Linked DNA regions of Homo sapiens: region 2 is linked to region 1. Evidence: chromatin loops called from intact Hi-C (ENCODE). Cell type or tissue: heart right ventricle. All regions are shown on one strand. Each heading gives the region's core, and the rest is flanking DNA. Links, peaks and the distances in the headings are about the cores only. Region 1 has its middle 24 kb from the start of LINC00347. Region 2 has its middle 170 kb from the start of LINC00347.

Region 1 (8,000 bases), core at 1-8,000:
GATTTAGTTTAAGCCTTAGAAGGCATTTGTTTCTCTTGCTTCAAATATCGTTGTCTTCATTTTTTAAAAATCCTTTGAAAACGATGGTCTTGATTTGGCTTGTTTGAGAATGTTCTTTTTCCATTTACTTTGCTACTTAAGGGATTGGGAGAGGCAGCTGTTCTGATGAGCATTAGAAGAAAACCTTTTCCCCAAATAGAAGAAACCAAGAAAGAAAAATAGTTAGGACTTCTTGACATTCTATGTTGTGATTGTTACATGTTTGCAACTCGAAGAGGGACCTGCCCTATAAATATTTGTAGCTTATTTATACCCAGAATATACCGCCAAACTGTATAAAAGAGGTAATAACATGTAGGGAATGAGGTGACCGGTAATATTTGCTCCACTGATTGGCGTTTAGAAAGAAAGCAGGATTAAAAGCAGGAGGAGACAGAAGTTCAGGCCTGAAGCAATGCATTTTTATCAGTGACGGATATCAAATTTTACCTTTGGGCTGGGATTTGCACCTTACTAAATCCATATAAACCTTCTCTCAGAAGCCCGAACTCAGTTTGTATTTCAACTCCACAGCTGGATGGATGGCAAGGAAACAGATAATATTCTGTCTGTAAATTTACTGTTTTTCACTCGGGAGGTGGAAAAAATTTTGTTTTTTTCCAAGAGAGGGATAATAATTCCTGGGGACCTGAAATACAGACTTTATTGCAGTCTGATAAATGTTCTTCACTTTTCTGGTCTGGAACCGCAAGATCCCATTTGCCTTTTTACGTATGTTTTAAAAATCACACACTTGTCTTCAGGAGAGTTAAAAGTTATGTGTATTGGGTACGTACTGTACCACTTCGCATGTTGTACACATCATACATCTCACATTGAATCTTCTCAACAATCCTGATATTTATTATATTTTATAGATTTTATAAATGAGAACATTTAGAGTCAGAGAAGTTAATTAGCTTATCTCTGCTAGAATGCAGAGGCTAGAAAGCAATCGTAAGTTGGTCTGATGGCCTGATTCACGCTCATCTTCCCAAACACAGAGTTCAAAGTCAACCATGAAGTATGATTTGAGAATCTCCAAGTTTTTCTCTTCTGGAATACCTGCGCTGTGCTTTCTTCTTAATAGTGTTCCCAGGCAGGCCCAAGCTGCTCTGTCAAGGGACCAGAAACTTCTCTCAGCTCTATCTTTCCCTCTGCGTTTAGATGAGACCTGCTTTCTTCTCCCGCTGGTGATGATCTGGGCTTCTGTGGGTGACCAACTCCAGGGGGCGCCGCGCACACAGCCTAAGGCAGCCTTGGTGGGGACAGTAAATCCTCCTTAGGCTTTTCTTTTAAATGGTTCCAATTTGTTGTTGTGATTGTGTCTTACCGATGTCATATTTGAAGCCACTTTGTCACATGGCCTTTTGCCTCCTCTTCAGGGTTATCAGTAATCTAATACTGTAATTCACCTCTTGGAAGGGAATGTAATGTGTATCAGGAGCTCCTGTTATAAAAAGGAAAATTCACCAATGGGGCAATGTGGTGGAGGAAGGAGGTTGTCTTTCACAGCTGGAAGAATTTTTTGTTTTTTCTGACTCTTTTCAGTATTTTTCTGTCTCCCTAGTGACATTGGCCAAGTCACTCATGCCCTTGCAAGCTTTTTCCCCCTATATTTGTTCTGCCTATTCCCAGGCTTGTTTTGAGAACTAAACAAGATAATAGGTGCGTACAGATTCTGAAAACTAAAAGACACTCAAAAAACTCTTATATTTGGTGTTCATATTTATATTTCAGAAGCATAGCTCTGATCATATCATTTTTCCGCTTTCAGACCTTAAGGATTCCTATTACCTGCAAAATACATGTAATGTTTGAACCTCATATCTGGTAGCCTGCTTCCTCTGGTCCCCTTATTTCCGATTGCTTCCTTTTATTCATCTGCTGTTCCACTCACTCCAAGCTATTGAGTGATCCTTCTACTTATCCTGAGATTTCCTACCTCAGTGCCTTTGTTCATGCTGTTTTCTTCCTCAAAAGCAGCACTATTCAGTAGAATTTTCTGTAATGATAAAACTGATATGCACTCTCCAATATAGTAGCCACTAGCCACACATGGCTATCAAGTACTTGAGTATTGGCTAGTGTGACTGAAGAGGTGAATTTTTCATTCCATTTTAACCAATTTAAATTTAAATGTCCACATGGATAGTGGCTACCATGTTGCACACCACCACAGGCCTAGAATATTGTTCTTCGCTATCATTTTATGTTCAAATAATACCCATTTATCATTATCCAGTACATAGGTCAGGTTATCCTAAAAGCCTCCATTTGTGCCCTTCCTTGGACATCTTTCTCATCATCTTCTCTTTAACTCTATCTTGGCATTGGTTTTGTAAGTTGCATTTTGGATTTGCTTATATCTCATCTTCCCTATTAGGTGATAGATTCCTTCTGGTGGAATTTGATCTAGTTTAGCATTCCTACAACGTTGACACACACAAAACATTTGGGGAGAGACAGACTATCATTGCCTGTCCCAAGTGACAGTCACTCCATCACTCATTTACTCAATCAGCCCTGCCACTTGTCTCCACTGGGTGCTGTCAGGCCCATGTGAAATCAGAGAGTTCAGACAATTAACCAAGGAGTTGCTGGGACACCGGATCTTCAGCCCACTGACACATCCTTTTGTTTTCCTAATGGTAGGTTGTTTGTACTTAAAATGAGCCTACACTCTGTGAGCTCCTTGTAACAAATATTTCTGAAGACTAGTCCCCTGTTTTCTAGGCACAGGGGATGGAGAGAAACAGAAAACCACTCGGCTTTGGAAGAGCTCCCAGCATCTCAAAGAGAGGGAGAAGAGAGGCAACTCGGAACCTCACCTGCAAAACAAGGGTGGGTGGTATAACCCGCCCTGTCCCTCTGCCTCCCTAAACAAGAAAATCTCTTCCGGTCCTTTGAGGCGAGCCACTCTCTCCAGGAGCTTCGGTCTGGAGCCACATCAACCTAGGAGGAAGGGAAGATGACAAGCCCAGCGTGTAAATGTCCTTTCTTCCTAGCAACAACATTTGAAAGCATAGACCTTAGTCAGATGGGACACATTTGGCAAATGTTCAGGCGTGCAGCATTTCAATTGATGAAATTTCTTTGTGGAACCCTGTTCCCAAGGGCAGGGAAAATTGGAGAGTGAACAATTAGATGCTGGCGCGGCCCGGAGAGGCTCGCGGATGCCTGGCCGCGCGCCTCCGCGGGACGTCAGCGCCCGCGGCACGATCTGCTGCTGTCACTATCAGTATCCGGCAGGAGCCCGCCCGCCCCGGCCCGGCCCCAGGCCGTGGAGGAGGGGGGAGGGTGCGGCGCAGGAAGCTGAAGATAAGTCTCCAAATCGGGCTAAGCTGGGAGTGGGGACAGCGAGGGGGAGGGCCGGGAAGCAATGAAGTCAGAGGCACAGCAGCGACTGCAGCTGAATCAATTTGGAGATAAAAATAGTGCCTTGCCGCCCCTGCCTCTGCAGTGATTTCATAAAGGTCTCAGCTGCGTTGGAGAGAAAGCCAGCATGTGTGTCCCTACCCCCTTTTCCAAACTGGTGAGATGAGCAAAACAGCAGCGACAAGGAGAGCCCAAATGCTCTTCTTCATCTTCTCCCTCTGTCTCTTTGTTTTCCTATCTCCCACTCTCTCTCCCAAAGACCCCAGAAGCGCCCCTTGCTTCACCTGTTCCTCTTAATGGGATAATTAAAGATTAGGACAAAGAGATGAGACCTTCACAAGCTGAAAGAGATAGAGATTCTAGACAGTCATAATGAATCCAGATGGCACTTTCCCCTGACTTTCAACCCCTGAGACGTCAACTAGATGACTGACCACTCCAAAGCCTGAAGGTTAAACACCCTGCAAGAATGGGTCCCAATAAGTCAGACCAACCTCCTATTTCCATATGGGAACATCTCTTCCTGAACCTTAAGAGAAAACAAAACCTGGGATGGCCAATTAGTGTGACTGTCCCAGGAGACACAGATTTAGGGCTCAGTTTCTGTGACGGATGCGAGAAACCTCGAATTGGATCTGAAAAGGACATGAAGTGAATAGAGCTTTGGCACTTCACAGAGTGATTATCCCTGCAGTGCAAGGAGGTAACCTTTCTGCTGCTACATCCTGACATTTGCATGGAGGCAAATGCATCACTGGTAATTGCACCTGAGTGTCAAAGCCACTTGATGTGTGTGTTCCGACCAAGGTATGAATGAGAACTTTAGCGCTAGGGAATGGGAGGCAAAGAAAAAGTGCAGACAAATTATGGGAGAAGAGATAATGGAATTGGCCATTAAAAATTAACAGCTTGGATTGATGTTTCTTTCACACTCCTGCAAAAGGAATAGGTTCAGATTAAATAATACACTGCTTGTGAAAGTGCCTAAACTAGTGTCTCTCTCTAAAAAATGCTACTTAGTAAATACTGTCCTAGATGCTTTCAAAATGAATATGCTTATACTCGCTCAAGAGGAAACATAAAACTAGGACTATTTCATTGAAGCCAAGAAAATCAGTTTTGTAGTGTATAGGCAAAATGTTCAAAATAGAACCCATACATCTTCTGACTTTAGCCATAGACCTTCAATTCAGTAGGTATTAAATACAGGACGTGGAAGCATAATAAAAACATATGACCCAAAGGTCTCTTAAACTGTGGGGCCCAAAGTGAACATCTTGTTGTTGGTTTCACATACAACTCTGAAATAATTTCGTTCTCTCAAAGGAAGAAATAGTTCCTGTTAGAGAATGAAAATAATGTTGCCAAACTCTCCAATTTGGCAAATATAGCAAACTATTATCAGCCACATTAGGGATCTGGCTTTCTCATGGGGACCTATTGTTTACAGAAATATCTCAGCTGAGAAATAAGCAAACATTCCCCCTGAACTACTGTGATACAATTCATATGGCCTTTCAAGGATATTTACAACCACTGAGAGGAAATCCATGGAAAATTTAGAATCACTACAAAGGTCCCTTTTGGTGCTTCTGAAAATTTTGATGCCTTTTTGAATATCCTGATGACTATTTTCCCACTGATGAACAAAGACATCTGAAGCAAAGCCAGTTTATGCTGTGCTGGGTTCCTACTACAAATTAGTGAAAACAGAGCATGCTTAGGATGAACGGTGTGTACTTGATAAAAATACATTACGATTTTAAATACAACTGAACTGTGTTTATTTTCTTATAAAAGCATATTTTTAAATCTGAAATACTTTTTGTAATTCAATCAAACAATCTTAATCTTGTGAGTATTTGAAACACCACTGACAATTTTACAGACCATCTTAGGAACACACTGGGATTTCCTGCTTCTGGTTGGATTAGGAGAGGGCCAAAGCTACTTGACTTGCAAAGTGCTGGTCTGTGTCTAACTATGGTAGAGAAGGCTGTGATGTGTCAAAGGATTCAATAAGAGTAGCAAAGTTGTGTTGGTCCTTGTTAAAATTTAGTCCAGTTCTAAGCTTGGGAAATAAAATGCAAGATTTTTTTTTTTTAATAGTTCCTATCATTAGCCAGGACCTTCACCATACTGGCTATGTAATGATAAAAATGCCCAGTTTACCTGGCAGAGGTTAGGAGTGAAAAGAGCTACAGACAACAGTGAAGGACAGAAGTACACCAGACATCTGTTTCCAGCACTATGGCAGGAGGGGATAAAGTGGACTGCCCTACCTCCTGTAATCTCTAACATGTAGATATGTTGTATAATATTCTATCTATCTATCTATCTATCTATCTATCTATCTATCTATCTATCTATCTATGAAAGGAATAATGGGAATCTTCAGATGCAAAGAGGAAACTCAAAGCTTGAGAAGTCTGCATACGAGCCTACACTGGGGCAGCTTTGGGGTGATGTAAGTTTCAGTCACAAGCCCAATGCCGAGGCCTGAAATTTCATTGCCCATGCAGGGTCAAAGGCATGACAAGGAACTTGTGCAAGGAAAGGGGGTAGAAATGATGTTCTTGCATAAGGCCAGGACTTAGGAAGGGTTGCCTACTCCATGAAAGGAGGATTAGAGAAATCCTTCCCTCTGGACCAAGGAAGACATGTGGAGTGTGTGAGATGTTGAAACAACACTGCTCATTACAAGTGTCCAAAGCCAGCCTGTACATTACTCACAACCTATGTGGGGTGTAATATGGTTTGGCTCTGTGTCTCCATCCAAATCTCATCTTGAATTATACTCCCATAATTTCCACATGTTGTGGGAGGGACCTGATAGGAGATAATTTGAATCATGGGGGCGGTTTTCCCCATACTGTCCTAGTGGTAGTGAATACGTCTCACGAGATCTGATGGTTTTATCAGGGGTTTTTGCTTTTTCATTTTCCTCATTTTGTCTTGCTGCCACCATGTTAAGAAGTGCCTTTTGCCTCCCACCATGATTCTGAGGCCTCCCCAGCCATGGGGAACTATAAGTACAATTAAACCTCTTTTTCTTCCCAGTCTCAGATATGTCTTTATCAGCAGCGTGCAAATGGACTAATACAAGGTGGGACTCCAGATTTGTGAAATTAACACACAAAAAAGACCTTTGGTTGATAATTCCCCTAATGGAGTATAAAAGAAAACATAAATCTGTAGGGATGCTATGGCAAATATTTTTCTGTGGGACTTTCTTGGAAAATGCAACTGTGTGAAATAAGAATAGACCATGGCATCAAGTCAGAAAACACATAAAACAAACTAAGAGTGCTAGAGAAAATAGAAAAATCTGAAAATCATGAACCTAACTATATTTTTAAAATTTTTAAGAAGAAAAAACGTAGAACATGTGTAATGAACAGATCACCATGAAAAATAAATAGAATATTTTAAAGAGATTTTCTATTAATGAAAAATGATATTGAAATGACACAGCTGAAATGAAAAATTTGTGAATTGGAAAATAGACCTGAACAATTAACTAGAATTTAGTACATAAAGAAATGTGACAAATGATATGTCAGAAAGCCTGCAGGATGGAATAAGAATAACCAAAAGTGGAATTCTAAAAGGAGAACAGAGAGAAAATGTGGTAAAAGAGTATGCTCAGCTCGCATAATGGCAAGAAATTTCTTAGAATTAGTGAAAGATATGAATCAACATATTGATAAAGCCCTCTTAATTCTGAGAAAGATAAATTAAACCAAGTCTATATCTAGACTCAGTAAATCTTCAAATAACAAAAAGTGATAAAAAAATCTTATAAACAACTCCTATACCCCCACCTTCCATCCAAAATTATATACTACTAAACATTTGTCAGACAATATAAGAAAAGAACATTGTAGACCAATCCCGTTTATGATCATAGATAAAAAAAATAGCACATCAAATATACTAAACCATGTTCTTAATGAGTGAAAAATAGTTTAATTTCAATATGTCGATATACTCATATGAGACAATATTAACTGAGTTCATACAAACCAAAATGATAAATAAATGTAGAAAAATATGTAAAAAACTCAATCCCAATTCATGATGCTAATTTTTAGCAGTCTGTTGAAACAAAAACCTTCCTTAACCTTACAAATGGTATCTGCCACTGCATTGAAAGGAACATCATATTTAATGGCGAGAGGTTAGAAGCATTCTCTAGGGTCAGGGCTAGTACAAGGATATCTGTTTTTACTCCTACTATTCAACATTTTATTAAAGGGTTCAGACAATGTAATATGACAGAAAAAGAAAGAAATTTTTTTAAAGGTAGGGGTATAAGAATTATAAAGGATGAAATAAAATTAAATTTTGTTTCAAGTGATATGATTATTTATAAATAAAATTAATTTTAAAAAATTGGAATCAGCACTACTAGTGTTCTGAAAATTTGCAGAATTAAATCTCAAAACAGAAATTTTGATACTTAGCATTTTTATGTAACAGCAACAACCAATTAGAGAATATAATGGTCTCATCCTCAATAGTAACAACAACATCTAAGGCAGGGGTGTCCAGTCTTTTGGCTTCCCTGGGCCACATTGGAA
Region 2 (17,315 bases), core at 9,316-17,315, 160 kb after region 1:
GGGCTGCGCTTTTCTCACCGGGCCTTAACTGCTTTCCCACGGGGCAGGGCTCGGGACCTGCAGCCCGCCATGCCTGAGCCTTCCACCCCCTCCATGGGCTCCTGTGCAGCCGAGCCTCCCCAACCAGTGCCACCCCCTGCCCCACCACGCCCAGTCCCATCGACCACCCAAGGGCTGAGGAGTGCGGGCACTCGGTGCCGGACTGGCAGGTAGCTCCACCTGCAGCCCCGGTGCGGGATCCACTGGGTGAAGCCAGCTGGGCTCCTGAGTCTGGTGGGGACGTGGAGAACCTTTATGTCTAGCTCAGGGATTGTAAATACACCAATCAGCACCCTGTGTCTAGCTCAGGGTTTGTGAATACACCAGTGGACACTCTGTATCTAGCTACTCTCGTGGGGCCTTGGAGAACCTTTATGACTAGCTCCGGGATTGTAAATGCACCAATCGACACCTGTATCTAGCTAATCTGGTAGTGCCTTGGAGTACCTTTGTGTCAACACTCTGTATCTAGCTAATCTGGTGGGGACGTGGAGAACCTTTGTGTCTAGCTCAGGGATTGTAAACGCACCAATCAGCGCCCTGTCAAAACAGACCACTCCACTCTACCAATCAGCAGGATGTGGGTGGGGCCAGATAAGAGAATACAAGCAGGCTGCCCGAGCCAGCATTGGCAACCCGCTCGGGTCCCCTTCCACATTGTGGAAGCTTTGTCCTTTCGTTCTTTGCAATAAATCTTGCTACGGCTCACTCTTTGGGTCCACACTGCTTTTATGAGCTGTAACACTCACTGTGAAGGTCTGCAGCTTCACTCCTGAAGCCAGCAAAACCACGAGCCCACTGGGAGGAACGAACAACTCCAGAGGCTCCGCTTTAAGATTCGTAACACTCACCGCGAAGGTCTGTAGCTTCACTCCTGAGCCAGGGAGACCACAAACACACCAGAAGGAAGAAACTCCGAACACATCTGAACATCAGAAGGAACAAACTCCGGACACGCTGCCTTTAAGAACTGTAACACTCACCGCGAGGGTCTGCGGCTTCATTCTTGAAGTCAGTGAGACCAAGAACCCACCAATTCCGGACAAAATAGCATCAGGATCAAAAGGTAAGCAGGTAGGAGCCCTCCTCCAGCAATCCAGTTTTCCTCTAGCATTCCTAAAGGTATGTTTTAGGAGCCTAACAGGGAGCCACCTGGCTATAGAAAAATGTGGTTTTCACAGCGCCAGCATCAGCCTCAGAAAATAGAGTATAAATGGGTAGGTTTGAAGCTGAGGGCCACATTTCCCATGGTCAATGGTGTCTATAAAATTTTCAAAACAAAAACACTTGGGGGACCTACATGGAGCTGCATCAAACTGGATAAGCTTTATGTCCTACGAAACCTGGATCTACCCTGGATGGTAGTTCCTGAGGTCTCCAGGAAAGAGGATGTACTAGTGTGAGAAGAAGGCCAGGGCCAAATCTTAGAAGTAGAATTAGTAGAGAAAAATGAGATAGACAGAAAAGGATTATTTAGGAAATTGGGAAATAAACCATAATTGTAATGCACTGTGGAATCAACTGGAGACAGAGGACAGGATGGTGGGCAAGGGTAGGCCTTTGGAATGGGAAAATGAGTACCAATGCTCCTTCCCTTCAATGTGTCCACACCAACTGTTCTCTTTTTCTGCTGGGCTCCATAGCCAGGCTTATGCACAGCCCTATATCCGATGAAGCCCTTCTGTGTTTGCTGAGATTCCTGATCCTCCATCACAGAATAGAAAATGAGCATTTGGGAAATAAAGAAAAATTAATAACCTCTAAAATTCTTCCCAGGAAAAACCACCACCTCGAAAACATTTTCCCAGGAAAGATATTTCCATACTCAACCAGAGCTAGATCCTTGTTCACTAAGCAGCTGGACAGTTTAAGCACTTGGAAAAGCCTCTTCACTCTAAAACAAATAATTTTTTTATTATTCAGAGAAGCCAAATGGACTGTACCAGATAAAACCCATCACACAACCTCCCTGTCTGATAAATTGTTTCCCAACAACAGCATCCACTGGCCTCTACTTGGGTGTCAATGTTAAACGTTAATAAGTTTGTTTCTTTTATGATTTTACTATTAGGGACCTTGAAGTGTTTGTGACCTTCCTGACCTCTCTTTTCCATGGACAGCCCCTAGGACACTATAGACACAAGGAATAATAGAAAAATAGGAAATACCGTGCCGTTTTAGTAGCAACTAAGCCAGCACCTGATGCCCCGACATAGGGCCTCTTTGACAAGGTATTTGGAGCATATAATTTTGACTTGAGATGAAAGGGAGGCCCCCTGTTTCCCCTTTTAATATAAATCTTAGATCCAGCAAGCTCAGGTGTGACTGCAGGCTCAGAAAGAAAAATGACATCTTTGAAGGTTGAAGATTGAAGGTGAAGGTTGGGGAAGAAAAAGAGAAGAAACAAAATACCAGCTGGAGTTTTCTTGAAGCAAGACCTGACTAGATCTGTTCCCACATGAACCAGAGAGCACCAGCGGGGAGGGGGAGAAGGAGGTCTGAGTGCCTTGCTAATATTAAGATGGAGTTGATTTTAAAATGGAGTCACCCTGGCTCTTCTAGGCTCCCGTTTACCTAACACTTCTAGCAAAACCTAGCCCGGTGAATATCATGATCTCGAGATAGGAGCCATGATAAGATGAGCAGCTCACCATCCCTTAGGGAGAAGCCTAAAGGGGAAATGGTGAAGCCGACCTGCCACCTCATGAAGTTCAGTGACAATCCCCTCCTCTAACAAAGCTAAAGTCTTTTCTCAGTTAGGAAAAATTGCTCTTGGGCAGGCTGGAGAGATTTACGGGAAATCAGAGACTCAACCTATCTTCATAACAGCAAAGATTTTAATTTAGTTTCACAGGGCATGGGTATCTATGTCAAAATACAGACAACACCCATCATTCATTGGATATACAACCAGTTGTAAGATCCTATCATATAAAATGTCTATGAGTAATTTAATGTCAATTTGGAGGGGCATCAAGAAAATACTATTACACAGTACTCATTTCTGTGCTCTGTCTCTTCCAAGTCTTAATAAGGGAGTGGCCTGGACTTTTCAAAGAATGCTTCCTTTAATAAGCATGCTCAGCATCTCAGGAGACAAATGTAGAACTAAAGTGATCTTGTAAACTAAAGAATTAATAGAGAGGTTTCCACAGGATAATTGCTGCATAACACCCAAGAAAAGAGCTTTTGCACAAGTTCAAATAGGCAAAGGTTTGACGAAACATAGGTTGGATAAGAAAGTAGGACATGGTGGGTGATGAGCTTGCTCCAAGTCTGCAATGAAGACCTGTCTGCAGTGTACAACACAAGCATAACACTGAATGTATCAAAAACAAAACAAAACAAAAAACACAGAAGAGAATATGAGCCATTCTCTTGGGGGAAAAATCAAAACATTATTGGCATACACTTACCAAATGAATGAGGGTTATAGAGAATACAGAGAGGATTCAAAGAAGAGCTGCAAACATGGTTTAATTGGATATCACACTTGAAAGAAATATTGAAAAAACAAGGCTTTTTTTTTTTCTGCTGGCAAAACATAAAACTTAGGAAATATTTTATAGTCATTCGATAGAAAAAGGGCTGTCAGAGACTGGCAATAAGCAGTTCTCTTGCCCTACAGTTGACATAATCAAAGAAAATTGGCTTAAACTATAACAGTCTGAGAGAGATTTATAATTTCCTACCTACTCAGTCAAACTGGAAAAATTCACTCCCTATTTATGAAGTGCAATTATGCCTTGTATGTGCTGAAGGCATGCCCTGGTCATATTATTCAAGTTCTTTTTTAAAGTCCAAGTCCTGTCATATTAGTATTTCACATAACACTACTCGCAATTAAGCGCTTAATATGGTATTTGGATGTTGTAATAAACAACAAAGATTTTCCTGTCCTGTAGCCAGGGAACATTGGTCAGGTGTGGAATCTCATTCCCTGAAGTAATTCATTCTGGTTTTAGCTTAAGAAACTTTAGGCTTCTTCGGATATTGATTTACAGAAAGAAGCCAAATAGAAAATTAGTTCCCACGTGACTGTGTCTGTTTTTATGATAAAGTACTTTGGGCTAGGCATAATTGTCTTTTTTTTTTTTTAATGTGGTCATAGTCTATTATGCAAATTAATCTTTCAGGATCTAAGTTATACCAAGTATAATATCCTCGTGGGCTATAGACATTAATTGTTACTTACAATGTGTCTATTATAAGTCTAACGTTGCTAAGTTACAAAGTTATATATTTTGCCAATTTAAATGCCTTTTAAAGATACGCTTGTGTGAGGATTCTTACACTATGCATGAGCTGAACCGGGATGGTCTTCCTGGCAATCTTGAAGAAGGGAATAAATTCCTATGGTCTGCAATAGAGCTTAAGAAATTGCAGCATGTTGGTGGGGAGATGGAATATGGAATGTTCTTTTTAGTTCTGTGTTTGGCCTGTTAACACTAAAAATGATGGATGTGACTGATAATACAGTGTAAGCAATAGATCACAGGTAGATAATAGGTAGAAAGATTTTAGATATATTCCTATTAAAACTCCATTTTTCACTGACAATTAAGAGAGGTCCAGGGAAGTGTCAAATTGCTGGTTCGTCTTGGGTTTGATTTTATAATTTCGTATTCATTTTTGTAATACGTGGTGTTTTCTGTCCTGATTTACTATTTTGTATGGGTAGACATTATCTTTTAATAATGCTAGGAAATACAGATGCATTAACTTCCTTGTAACTTTGCATCTTTTAACCAGGGTAAAATAATTTCTTTTAATTAGTAAGACAGTTCTAGTCTTAGGATTTGCTACTAAATTTCAATCAGAGAACAAGATGCTTTGAAAATTTATAATGGAGATTCTAACAGAATTTTAACTTCCTCACCACTGAGTCTCTGCTATAAAACCATCCATGCAAAGAACATGGTTAATTTATCTACAATGTTATCAACATTGGCCTTAAATTAGATCTTCATACAATTTAACAAGATGCAACAATACAATGGCTATGATTTATTTGTGATATATATGACATAATCATAAAAACATCAGGTCACCAGAGCTAGCATTTTGCATCCTTATAATTCTTTAAATGATTTTTCTTTGTCTTTTGTAAAAGGAAGTCAAAATAATTTAACATGACATCAATATGCATGGAATATAGTGTATCTAACAGTTACAGTCTTCTAAAATATTTCTTGTAACTAACAGTAATTTATTAAGTAATAAACCAGGAAGCTCATTAATGCAAAGCCATTAATTTTCTTCTTCTAATATTGTTATGAGAGAGATTCCATTTTAATTTCAACTGTGAGTGGTTGATATAAGAGTGCAATTTTTACACCAGTAGTTAAAGAATGATTATATTTTGTTTCTGTCAAATAATTCTCAAGGTTTAATAATTTTTGGAATGTTACTCAGCATTCTATTCATAATAATAATGCTCCAACAAATTACTGATTCTCATAGCGCATCTGATGTTTGCCAGGTAAGGTGTGAGATTTTGGCAAAGAGCAAAGCACGGACTTCACCCTCAAGGTGCTTGTGTTTTAAGCAGAGACAAGCATAGACACAAGTAGGCACCGTGAAGTTTTATAACTACAATGATTGAAGTAGGACATTTATTATTTTGGCTCATATAAAGGTGTCATTCCATGTGGCCTCTTGACATGCTGGCCAGCTGGTCTTCATATTTTGATACCCGCCTCCTCTCAGAAATATCTCTTGACCCTCTGCCCAACTTCAGTACTCCTACCATGATCACCCATGTATTATTATCTAGCCAGTGCCATATATATATAAATATTTGGAGTACTCAATGGATGTTGGTCTAATGAATTATCTTAATTAACTTACTTTGGCTCAGAGGCAGGGCTTCAAACATTTATGTTGTAAATTTGGTTGAACCCCAGTTGAGAAGTGTGTTTCCTGCAAATTTGTGCTCACCAGAAAATGAAGTAGGTAACAAAATAATATGAAGTATCAATGAATAATGCCCCTTCTTGAGTCTTCAGACTACCTGCTGGCCCCTTCCACTCATAGGTAAAGAGAAAGTATAGAGGAGAACAAATATTTTTATATTATTTCACTTCTTAAATTCAATGAGCATCTTTTCCTGGAAGCCAGACACCCTACCCAAAGCCCCAAGGCACAGTGAACAAGTAAAATAAATGACTCTAATTCTCCCAACCCAACACCTCCCTGCCACAATTCCCCCACCACTCTCCATGGCTATATACATTTGTCTGAGAAGTTGGAGGAATGAGAGTTGGAAACATAAGGAAAGGAAGAATCAAGTGCACGGCCTCCTGGGTAATCTCGATAATGGAGACAGTGGGTGGATTTTCTCCCAAGCTTAGGGGTAATTTTAAATACACGATTTGCTTCTCTCCTGGCATTTGCTGTTTAGCAGAACCCCAGATCCAGGTAGAACAGGAGGGCAACAGGGAAGGGCAACAGAAAGTGGGCAGTAACAGATTGAGGTGGAAGAAAGTAAAGACTGCCTCATGGTGCAAGGTAGGAATTCCCAAGATTCCTATGGCCACAAACAGTGTAGGGGAAGGTGTTAGCTTCTCCTAGGGAGCATGACTTTGTTTGTTGTCAAACAAAAACCTGCCCAAGAAGGGAGATCTGATTAATGGAGCTATGATGGGTAGAAAGCTCATGGTTGGCAGGAGGGGAGAGTTGGGGAGGTGAAAAAACCCCAATCATGTCTTATCAGGATTACCAAGTAGTTACTGAGGAGAACCCAAATGATGGTCCTAAGAGTATCCAACATGCCTCATGACAGAGTGAGCAATTAGTTCCATCTACAGTAATAGGGGCAACAATCAAGGCTTCGCAGTTGGGCATCACCAGAGCCCTAGGACAGTGCTGGGCTTTGGCTTTGCCTCTTTTCTGAAAGCTCCTTCTCATAGCTGTGAGCAGGCATGCAAGGACACCACGTACCCTGGAGAAAGAAGCTTTGCACTGAATGGCGCCTACAATCTTAATGCTTAGTTTCAGCTGGAATATTTTTGGATTACACTGAGTCGACTGAAATGGGAGAGCATGGCTAGCTTGCTCCGAGCAGATGGATGGCTCAGACGATGGGATCAAAAGTCAAGAGAAGTATATCAGGTGCAAAATAAAGCAAAATCCTTGTTTGCAAACATCTGATTCATTAAAGTAAAATTTATACTTGTTACATGTTGGAGGAGTATTCGTTGCTTCTTTTGGAGCATGTGAGAATTAACTATTCAGAAGATATAGATTTAGACAGAGTTCCAGTTCCTCAATTCTAGGGGAGGAAAACCCAAGATAAAAATTAACATTAAATAGGGAAGGATGTGCAGCAGTAGAAAAATGAAAAAAATATATTGTTTTCTGTTTTAGACTTTTGCATTAAATCTTCTCTTCAGTTCACTGAACTCTCTCAAATGAATCCCAAAGGTGGATTCACCCGCCCTTCCAGATACCCCCTCCTCTGCCACCCATTCACATCAAGAATTGTGAATAATTACTGTGAGAAGAAAAACAGAAATGAGCAAATATCGCTCAGGATTTGAAAGATATTTGCAGGGCCAATGCTTCTTCCAGGAGAGATGTGAAGAAATGGCCACAGGCTTGGGGAGAAAAAGAGGAAAGTCCATAGAGTATGGTGGAGAGATAAATTTATGGTCCAGGAAATGGGAAAATTTGCTTGGGAGTTCCAGAGAGCTGACTCTGGAAGCTGCCTCAGTGTCAAGCTGTCTTCATGCTGCCCTAAGAGCTAGCAGATGGAGAAACATTTTCATTTTAAATCATTCTCTAGGACACTGGTTCTGCAAATATAACGCTTGGACAAGTGACATCAGCATCATCTGGACTCCTGTTAGAAACACACATTGTTGGGCCCAACACCAGATCTTTACTGAAACAGAAACTCTGGATTGGAGTCCAGCAATCTGTGTTTAACAAACTCTGCAGGTGATTCTGACACATGCTTGAGTTTGAGCCCCTGCTTTATTACATGAAGGGTATTGGTGATGAAGCATGTCTTAAATGTTAATACATTACTTTTATCTTCAGCATTTTCTTCTAAACTGCTGGCACACTTTCTGCATATTTTGATATTGGTGCTTTCATAAGCTCATTGGAAGGTGCCAGCTGAAGGTGGTATTCAGCAAGAGCTTGAACTCTTACTTCATTTTCAAGTGAACAACAACAAAACAAAATAGTTTGTTGACTGAAACACAAGTGGTGGCAGTTGTCTACTCATGGCACCAGGTATAAAAACCAAGTATGATTAATGCCAGCCATGTCACAAATGCCACCTGCCTAAAGATGCCATTGATATAAGGCACATGTTAAAATATTTTAAAGGATAAAATTTTAAAAAGTGAAACAACATGTATTAGAAATGATGAAATATGGCCAGGCAGGGTGGCACACATCTGTACTTCCAGCTACTCAGAAGGCTGAGACAGGAGGATTACTTGAGTCCAGGAGTCTGAGGCTGCAGTGAGCTATGATCGTGCCACTGCACTCCAGTCAAGGCAACAGGGTGAGACCCAAAGAAAGAAAGAAAGAGAGAAAGAGTGAAGGAAAGAAGGAAGGAAGAGAAAAGAAAAGAAAGAAGGAAAGAGAGAAAGAAAGATAGAGAAAGAAAGAGAGAAAGAAAGAAAAGAGAATGCACTCAAGCCAAGGCAACAAAGTGAGACCCTGTGAAAAAGAAAGAGAGAAAGAGAGAAGGAAGGAAGGAAGGAGAAAGAGTAAGAAAGAAAGAGAAAGAAAAGAAAGAAAAAGAAAGAGAAAGAAAAAGAAAAGAGGGAGGAGAGAAGAGGGGAGGGCAGGGCAGGGCAGAGGAAGGGAAGGGAAGGGCAGAACAGAGCAGGGGAGGGGAAGGGAGGAGAGGAGAGGGGAGGGGAAAGGAGGGAGGGAGGAAGAAAGGAAGGAAGGAAGGATATGATAAATATGACAATCCAGAAAACCAATGCATGAATTTACAATGATAATTAACATAGTCAAGTTACCATGGGTGAGAAAGCAAGACAGACACTCAGTGTATTATTATAGAAACAAGAGGACGTAAGTTCATTCTACCTCCAAGATGATTGGAGGTTGAGTCCCACAGCTATGGATCCTGAGGCCTGGGATAAGCAAGGCTATGGGTGGGATGCTTCTGATCTGGTCAGGGGAATTAAAAGGATCTATTTAAGCCAGTGTACAATCAGGGAAGGGACAAACTCTCCAGACACTGGAATCCTGGAAATAGGATGTCACTAAGGAAGAAATGGATGAAGATCATACAGGCTCATTATAGTGTGATATTACTTCCTTCTCAATCCTGCCTTCAGGTTGCTCCATCTGTCCCCATCTGGGCCCAGATAAATGTGAACTCTGTGGGTAACATGTTTTTATCTTGCCTGTGCAAAGACTTACACACCTCTACTGGGATCATAAGCACAGTTGTATATATTGGGAGTAAGGGCAGCTATGCTTGGAAATATAGGTCTTTTAAAAGTGGAAATGGGGTCAAAACATGTCAACTAAAAACAAGTTTGAGTCTCTGACCTAAGAACTAAGGCTATCTTTCCTAAGTACATGACTTCAGCTTAGGCGATCAGTATCTGTCCCCTCATCCTCTCATGGGTCACATCATGCAGGGCATGCAGAAGCTAATTTTCTACTTGGTCACATGTAAGAGGTTTTTGAGACAGGTTTATCACAATTTCATATCCCCTTCTCATTGTTAGCTTCTGAGGAAGCCTACAATCTTTGAACTTAAAGGTTCATACTCAGCTTCATGATAAACTCAGTTTTTTCTATTCCAGCTCACTCTGCATATTGAAATAATTACAATCATTCTCATAATTTTTAGGAGAACATGAGAAAACATGCTGAAAATGTGGTAAGTAATTTTTTAGTTTTAATTAAAATATAACATATAATTTTAATTGAATAAATAAACAGAAACCTATGATTAACTTAAATTGGAAAAATATTTGACTTGCTTCATATTTCCTTAAGAATTAATCCCATGCTAATACTAGGGTGAATTACCTACAACTGCATGGACAAGACAAAACTGGGCCCATAGGAAACACAGGAAAAGAGTAAGCATATTACTCTAAATGAAAGCCCTCAGTGTCTAGCTATGTTTGGCAGCAACGTTTTTCTGTAGAATAAATAGCTGTGATTCTCAATTGGTTGGTCATGATTAACCAACTCATCTTTCAGGCCAGTTTGTCCCTTCCAGCCCAGTGTCTGGTGACATGCTCTGTGAATTTTAGCTAGAGGGCATTCTGAAGGGGACTCGGTTGGTAGATGCCAGATAATCCCTCTTTGCCCTCAGAGTGACTTGTGGCCTTGGGGAGAGGTCTCCCAAGTCTGCCTATAACCCACTCTCAGCTCTCTCACTCTCTTGTCCAAGTTTTAGCTTGTATGTATATCCTCAGGTGAATTTTTCATTTCAACTGTTTTCAGTAAAAGCCCTTCTTTTCTTGAAAGAAGTGATGCAGATATAAAAATTTGCGGATTTAAAAGTAGTTTATCCCCAGTAGGAAGCCAACTCCAGAGCAACTGCTCACACTAATTCTGACACTCCTTGCAGGGAGGTGGAGTGGCAGAGGGGAAAGAGCATGAGTTCTGGAGTGAGAGTGACCAGGTATGAAGCTTGATTCTGCCACCCATGACCTAAGCACGTGACTTCATCTAAGTTTGTCTTTATTCATCTGTATAATGGAGATTTTTTTTTATAAGTTGCTAAACTAAATGAAGCCACATACACTCTTGATGGAATATTGAGGATATTATTCAGAAATCCTGGACTTTGAGCTAGGATTGAACTAGAGTTTGATGAACTCTGGTTTGTCCTCTTGAGGCGGTGAGTGTGTTTTGTATGGAAAGGTGTTTGTGGATATTTGAGAGCTGGACTCTGGAAGAGATGATACATGGCCTGCTAAGGATTTGTGCCACCCTTCCCTACTGTAGATATGTAACTGGGAGATGTCTTCCCAGCTCCTGTTATATCCAGGTGGGCTACTTGAATAGTTATTATCAGTGAAATGAAAGTAATTGCACTGTTACAAAAATGCTCCTTGCAAGAGCAAATCAGGAGAGCAGGATCCAAAGTGGAAACCTAGGTGTGGTGACTGTGATGCACAAGGCTGACTCAAGCTCCAATTTGCAAGAAAATGACCTGCTAGGTCACAGATATTGTAAATAACAGAAAGTAAATAAGACTCAGTGAGCAACATGGGAATGGTAGTCCATGCTGGATGTGGAGTCTGGATGGCCAGCTAATGTTGAATACCATCTCCTGGGGCCTGGAAGAGGAAGGAATTGAGACAGAACCCTCCATGTACTGTGAAGACCTTTTGAGGGTGGAGGGAAGTGGAGGCACAGGGAATGAGCGACACCAGTCTCTACACCGATACACAGGGCAGAGGCAGGGCTTACCGCCTCTAATTTATGGCCTAAGGAAAATAGGTACTTCTCTATGGGACTGTGTAATCCTATTCGATTACATATTAGTACATTTTCAGGCTGCTGATAAAGACATACCCGAGACTCGGTAATTTATAAAGAAAAAGAGGTTTAATGGACTCACAGTTCCACGTGGCTGGGGAGGCCTCACAATCATGGCAGAAGGCGAAAGGCGTGGTCTTACATGGTGGCAGACAAGAGAGAATGAGAGCCAGACTAAAGGAGAAACCCCTTATAAAACCATCTTATCTCATGAAACTTATTCACTACTATGAGAACAGTATGGTGGAAACTGCCCCCATGATTCAATTATCTCCCACCATGTTCCCCCCCAACATATGGGAATTATGAGAGCTACAATTCAAGATGAGATTTGGGTGGGGACACAGCAAATCATATCAGACTATGGAAAGCAAGGATGATTTATTCAACTTTGCATCCTTAACAACTAGCATTGTCCTGGATGCACAGAAAATAATTAATAATATTTGTAGAATAAATGAACATAAAATTAGCAATGCGAGTAATCGGTAATACACTTTAGTTCTGGGATTTTTAATTGTGGTCCCTGGACCAGTGGCATCACCATCATCTGGGAACTTGTTAGAAATACAAATTCCAGGCCCTGCTTCAGACCTACAGAATCTGGAATACAACCCAGGGAATCCCGTGCTCTACCCAGCCTTGCAGATGATCCTGGTGCATGTGAAAGTTCAAGAATCGCTACATTAGTTCATTAAAAATAATTTTCCTCTGAATATCTAAACTGTAAATCTTTAATGCCTAGAGGCCAAAACTGCTTTTTTCTTTTAAAGTAAACGCCGATTGAATTTGATAAGTAAGGAATTTCCTTAGATATTTTAAAAATACTGTTATTTGGTGGGTGTTATGTAAAGATTCCATGAGTTCATGAACAATGCATTCTGAATAGTTCTCTCCAGAGCCCTGACTTTTTATAACTTTTCCAGAAATATCCTGTCATTGTTTCACGTACAGGATTTCCATTGGTGTTAGGTGAAGCTGAGAGAGTAGGTCAATAGCAGGATGCAGTCTCAGATTACAGAAACAGAGGTCACACTCCCCTGTCACCACTGTATTCTTCCATGCATTATGCTTCATTGTGTGTGCATTGGTGCCTCCAATCTCATGTTGTCCGCTTATCACAAAGTTGAAGCGTGAATCACTTTTCACCATTGTTTGAAGAGACTGTAGCAATCAAGGAATAATACTGTATCTTTGTACATTTTAGCTAGTAGACAAAATTCATTAATTTTATCTACTAGACTAAATTATCACATAGTCTAATAGACAAAATTTAAGATTAGCTAATACAATCTTATTTGAGACATAAGGCTTCAATTTAATTGGCACCGAATATCATTCTGAGCTGGCTTTATGACAGCTAATCAATACCTTTAATGAGATGCTCCGTGATGTCATCATTTCCTTGAAATAATTGTCCTAGAGTAATAGAGCAGGGTCTAATGTGATTAAAGCAAACAGATTTAAACTTCAGCAATTCAAAATGTGTGACTACATATGGCTTTGCTTTTATTATTCCTATAAATTGAATTCTTCTAGTATTGTCAATTTCAGCCAAAACACTGAGAAAGGTTTTTAACTTTTATTTCAGAATCCCCATGTAGGTTGAGATAGTGACTGATGGTTTCATTACCCAGCAACCATGGATAAATATTACAATCAGCATTGCCTGGAATAAATAATAGGTGTAACTAACTATAGAAATTAAGTTTTCCGAATGGAACCAGGATAGTTTCTCAAATTTTAATGTGCATGCAAATCACCTGAGGATCTCGTTAAAATGTAGATTCTGATTCAGTAGGTCTGGGGTGGAGCTAGATATTCTGCATTTCTAGCAAGCTCCAAAGAAATGCTGCTAACGGAAATTTACAATTTACAATTAACAAGGAGACACTGCTAATACACAAACAGCACTTCAGGAAGCAAATCACCAGAAGGCATTGCGCTGGGAATGAAAGAAAACCAAATGCGAAATAATTTATAGGTAGCTATTTGGTCCTGTTCATCTTCTTTATTTCAAAATAGTTTTTGTGTTTTTTTTTTGTTGTTTTTGTTTTTTTAAATATCATGCTCAGGCAGAGCACTGCCACTGATTTTACTCTTACAAGTTGTTGCAATTTCTATATTTGTGGCATGTTTCAATTCAAATTTATTAATTATCACCTTTTAAGAATTTTTGTAGTAGTATCTTTTGATGGTAACATACTCCCATATTTCTAGCAAATATAGAATAAAGGGATTCATATGTTTCACTTCCCTGTAAATACAGACATAAAGGTGAGTATAGGATGAGTAGAGATGGCAGGTTCGTTTTCAAGCTTGTAGGACCAAATAGCACACAGCTTTTTGCTCTCAATTATTTAATGTCCCTGTCATAAGTGTTAGACCAGTTGCTTGTTCTGAAGGGCAAGCTTTTTCCTTTCCTAAACATTGTTCACTTCCTCCCTAGCAACTCATAAACTTTGATGGTGATCATGAAGTTACACTTCTACAGAAAATCATTTCTCACACACCTCTTGGCCAGATATCGGGGCTTCCAGGTGTTTTCCCATTTCCCCGCAGTTACAGTAGAAGGCTCTCTATTTTCTCACCTCTACAGACTTCCATCACTTCGCCCTGGCTCACTCCTTTGGGTTCCTGTGGGTGATCCTGATTGAACAAGGAACAGTCAACTTTGAGTGGTGCTCTTCTTTCTTCAGAATGACCGTTATTTTTAACTTAAGAAATCCACCTGGTCGAACTACTGCCTGTCTGCCAGGCAGACACAGCTGCTCTCAGGGTCTGCCAGAGCCACGTTACAGCCTGCTGGGAAATATGCCGATGAGCGGGAGTTTGGCGTGGGGTCAGTTTGGACCTCAGGCCTCACTGTGGGCTCATCCTCGCTGTGGTTTTCTGGCATAATGAGTAGATGCTCCACCAACCCAAAGAGAATGCTGTGGTTCTCTTGCCCTGTTTCTTCAACACACATGCACACACACACATGAACCTAAACACATGCACATACACACTTACATTCACTTGCCACATATTCTCCTTGGAATAAAAAGGAAAGTCTTGTAAGGAAATTGGCCGTGTGCCACATTGCCATAGGCTATACTGTAGGTGCTTTGGATAAAGCTTGTGAAGGAACATATGGGCCTCATGAAAGAAACACCTGCTTGTTCAAACTGAAAAATAAAAAATAAAAGTTGCCCCACTGCTAATTTGGAACCCCCTAGAAGGAAAGCTGACTGTGATTAAATGAAAGAGGCCACTGGAAGCTTTTTCTGCCCATACCCTCCCAGCTGGGGCATCTCCATTCCCTTGATTTTTAAACGGATATCATTAAAGGCATACTCCGTATTTAGATTCTGAAAGTAGATTTAAGAAGTCCTTATACGAGGCAAGTTCTAAAATTGAATTTTCACCACCCCCCGACAAAAATTTTAAAAAATGTTTTTCAAGCCAAGATTTAGATTTGCACCAAACAGCCAAGATGGTCAAGATTTTCAATAGGATCCTTGCATCTGCTCCCAAATTTTGGGATATTTTGAAAGGGAATTAACAACTGAAGTTAGGTCATTGCTTTCCAAAGTAAAACTCTAACACCCAGAAATGATTTGGTAGAAGGGAAACTGTATCAATACAGTTTAAAAATACATATACTTGTGCACTTGAAAATGACCTAAAAATAAAACATAGCATGAAAACTAAGTTGCTTTCCATTACAATTAGAATCTAGGATCACAAGGGGGTATATTAATTTATTTTTATTTCTCTATCTCTCTATTCCACTGTACCAACTAAAGGCTAGTGTTTTTTTTGTTTTTTTTTTTGTTTTTTTACTTATACTTGACAATAGTAGAACACCTAGGAAAATCCACTGCTACATGATTGATTTAGTAAGAGTTCTTAGTGGTTAATCAAACTCATTATAAGTCCACCAAATGGTCTGTGTGTGTGTATGTGTATATACACATATACGTATATAATGTGTATATATATAAATACATATAAATAAAATAATGTATTTATAAATACATATCAGTCCTTCACATAGTAAAATACATAAAATGATATAAAACAAAATAATTTTTCTAAGGCGTGAGATTCTGATGTGTTATTTTCTTTTTGCTCAACTGTACTTTCTGATTTTTTCTGGACTTTTATTACTTAGATAATAAAAACAACAATAAAGAGTGAAAGAAGATAACAGGGCACAACACTATTCCAGGCTACCTTAAACCAGTTTTCAGGGCACCCTGAGATGTCCTGGAGCTCAGGCACAAAGGGGAGCTGGCACATGTTCAGAATCTGCCATACCAGAGGATACTTCCAGTTCTTGTTAGGGATTCTCTTCATCTGGAGCAAGTGTCCTCAGACTACTGTATCTGGCCTGTACCAGATAACAGTAGTTTTGTAAAAGAAGTTTTACTGGAACACAGCTACTATCATTTATGTATTGTCTATAACTTTTTTTGTGCCAAAACAGTAGAGGTAAGTAGTTGCCACAGAGACTATGTGGCCCAAAAAGTGTAAAACATGTACTGTCTGGTCCTTTACAGAAGTTTGCTGACCACTGACCCAGGGTACATTTTAGGGCAAGGACTTCTGTTAATAGAATGTCCTTGTATTCAAGACAGAGCTCACCTACTCCAATATTTAAAAGTTTTGGTTTGTCATGTTGTCAAAATCTGAAATACATCATTAAGCCCTTTAGCCTCTTAATGTTCAATACCATGATTTCAAGTAAATTCAATTCATATGTGTCTGATTCAATCCAGTGTAATTCAACAAAGTGTGCTGATATGGTTTGGCTCTGGGTCCCCACTCAAATCTCACGGAGGAGGGGACTGGTGGGAGGTAATTGGATCATGGGGGTAGACTTCCCCCTTGCTGTTCTCAATATAGTGAATGAGTTATCACAAGATCTGGTTGTTTGAAAGTGTGTAGCACTTCCCCCTTTGCTCTCTCTCTCTCCTGCTGTGCCATGTGAAGACATGCCTGCTTCCCCTTTGCCTTCCGCCATGATTGTAAGTTTCCTGAAGCCTCCCAAACCATTCTTTCTGTACAGCCTGCAGAACTGTGGGTCAATTAAGCCTCTTTTCCTTATAAATTACCCAGGATCAGGGAGTTCCTTAGAGCAATACGAGAACAGACTAATACATGTACTTTTGGAAAATGTGTTTCATGCAAAACACACACACACACACACACACACACACACACACATACATATCATTCCCGGATTGTGGAAGTTGTGCTTCTGCTGGAGAGAGTGAATTTCAGACCCTAAAATAATGAGTTGTAACTAAACTCAGGATAGACATGGTCAAATATTTATGGGCACTTTTGTTCTCTGTAAATTAAGCTGATTGTTTGAGTAAAGACTGGCCCTCATAAAGTTAGCTCAACATCCTATTTTAAAATTTGAGTGTCACATGTTTTGTTCTCAACACCTCAATCAAACTCCTTCCTCATGTTTTATTTAACTTGGGCATGGATATTAATAAAATACTGTATGTCAAATTATTCACTTAAAATAATCCTACTCTTCATCAGCCCTTCAAATTCAGGGTACACAACCAGAGGGAAGCTAGCACAAATTTACTAACTGCAAACCCAGGCTCTGATCATCTCAGCCAAATTTGACAAACATCCATTGTTTACCTACCTATGGTGAGCCTCTTAGATACTCAATTGAGAGACTAACTCAGCATCCAAGAAACTTCCAATCAGATTCATTTTGGGGCCTGTAGCTCACATTCCTTTATGGTATCTATGAGACCAACTTGAAAAACCAGGGTCTCTCA

What was found. Peaks named below come from ENCODE experiments on the same cell type or tissue, not always from the same donor. Only the 100,000 strongest peaks of a DNase experiment are listed, where the experiment ranks them.
Region 2: it touches region 1 in a loop (4-fold over the local background); 4 of 110 quality-filtered maps call a loop at or near these places.

Annotation. Positions count from the first base shown.
Region 1 is chr13:74,572,590-74,580,589 of GRCh38, forward strand. No RefSeq gene overlaps it. Among named protein-coding and RNA genes, the nearest start is that of LINC00347, 24 kb to the left of the region's middle. RefSeq lists an enhancer at 2,370-2,883. In heart right ventricle, for the core only: a CTCF peak has its summit at 1,270 (motif pointing right); a DNase peak (open chromatin) is centred at 3,322; H3K4me3 peaks cover 1,170 bases; H3K27ac peaks cover 3,340 bases.
Region 2 is chr13:74,718,586-74,735,900 of GRCh38, forward strand. No RefSeq gene overlaps it. Among named protein-coding and RNA genes, the nearest start is that of LINC00347, 170 kb to the left of the region's middle. In heart right ventricle, for the core only: no CTCF peak of the experiment used is centred there; no DNase peak of the experiment used is centred there; H3K27ac peaks cover 774 bases.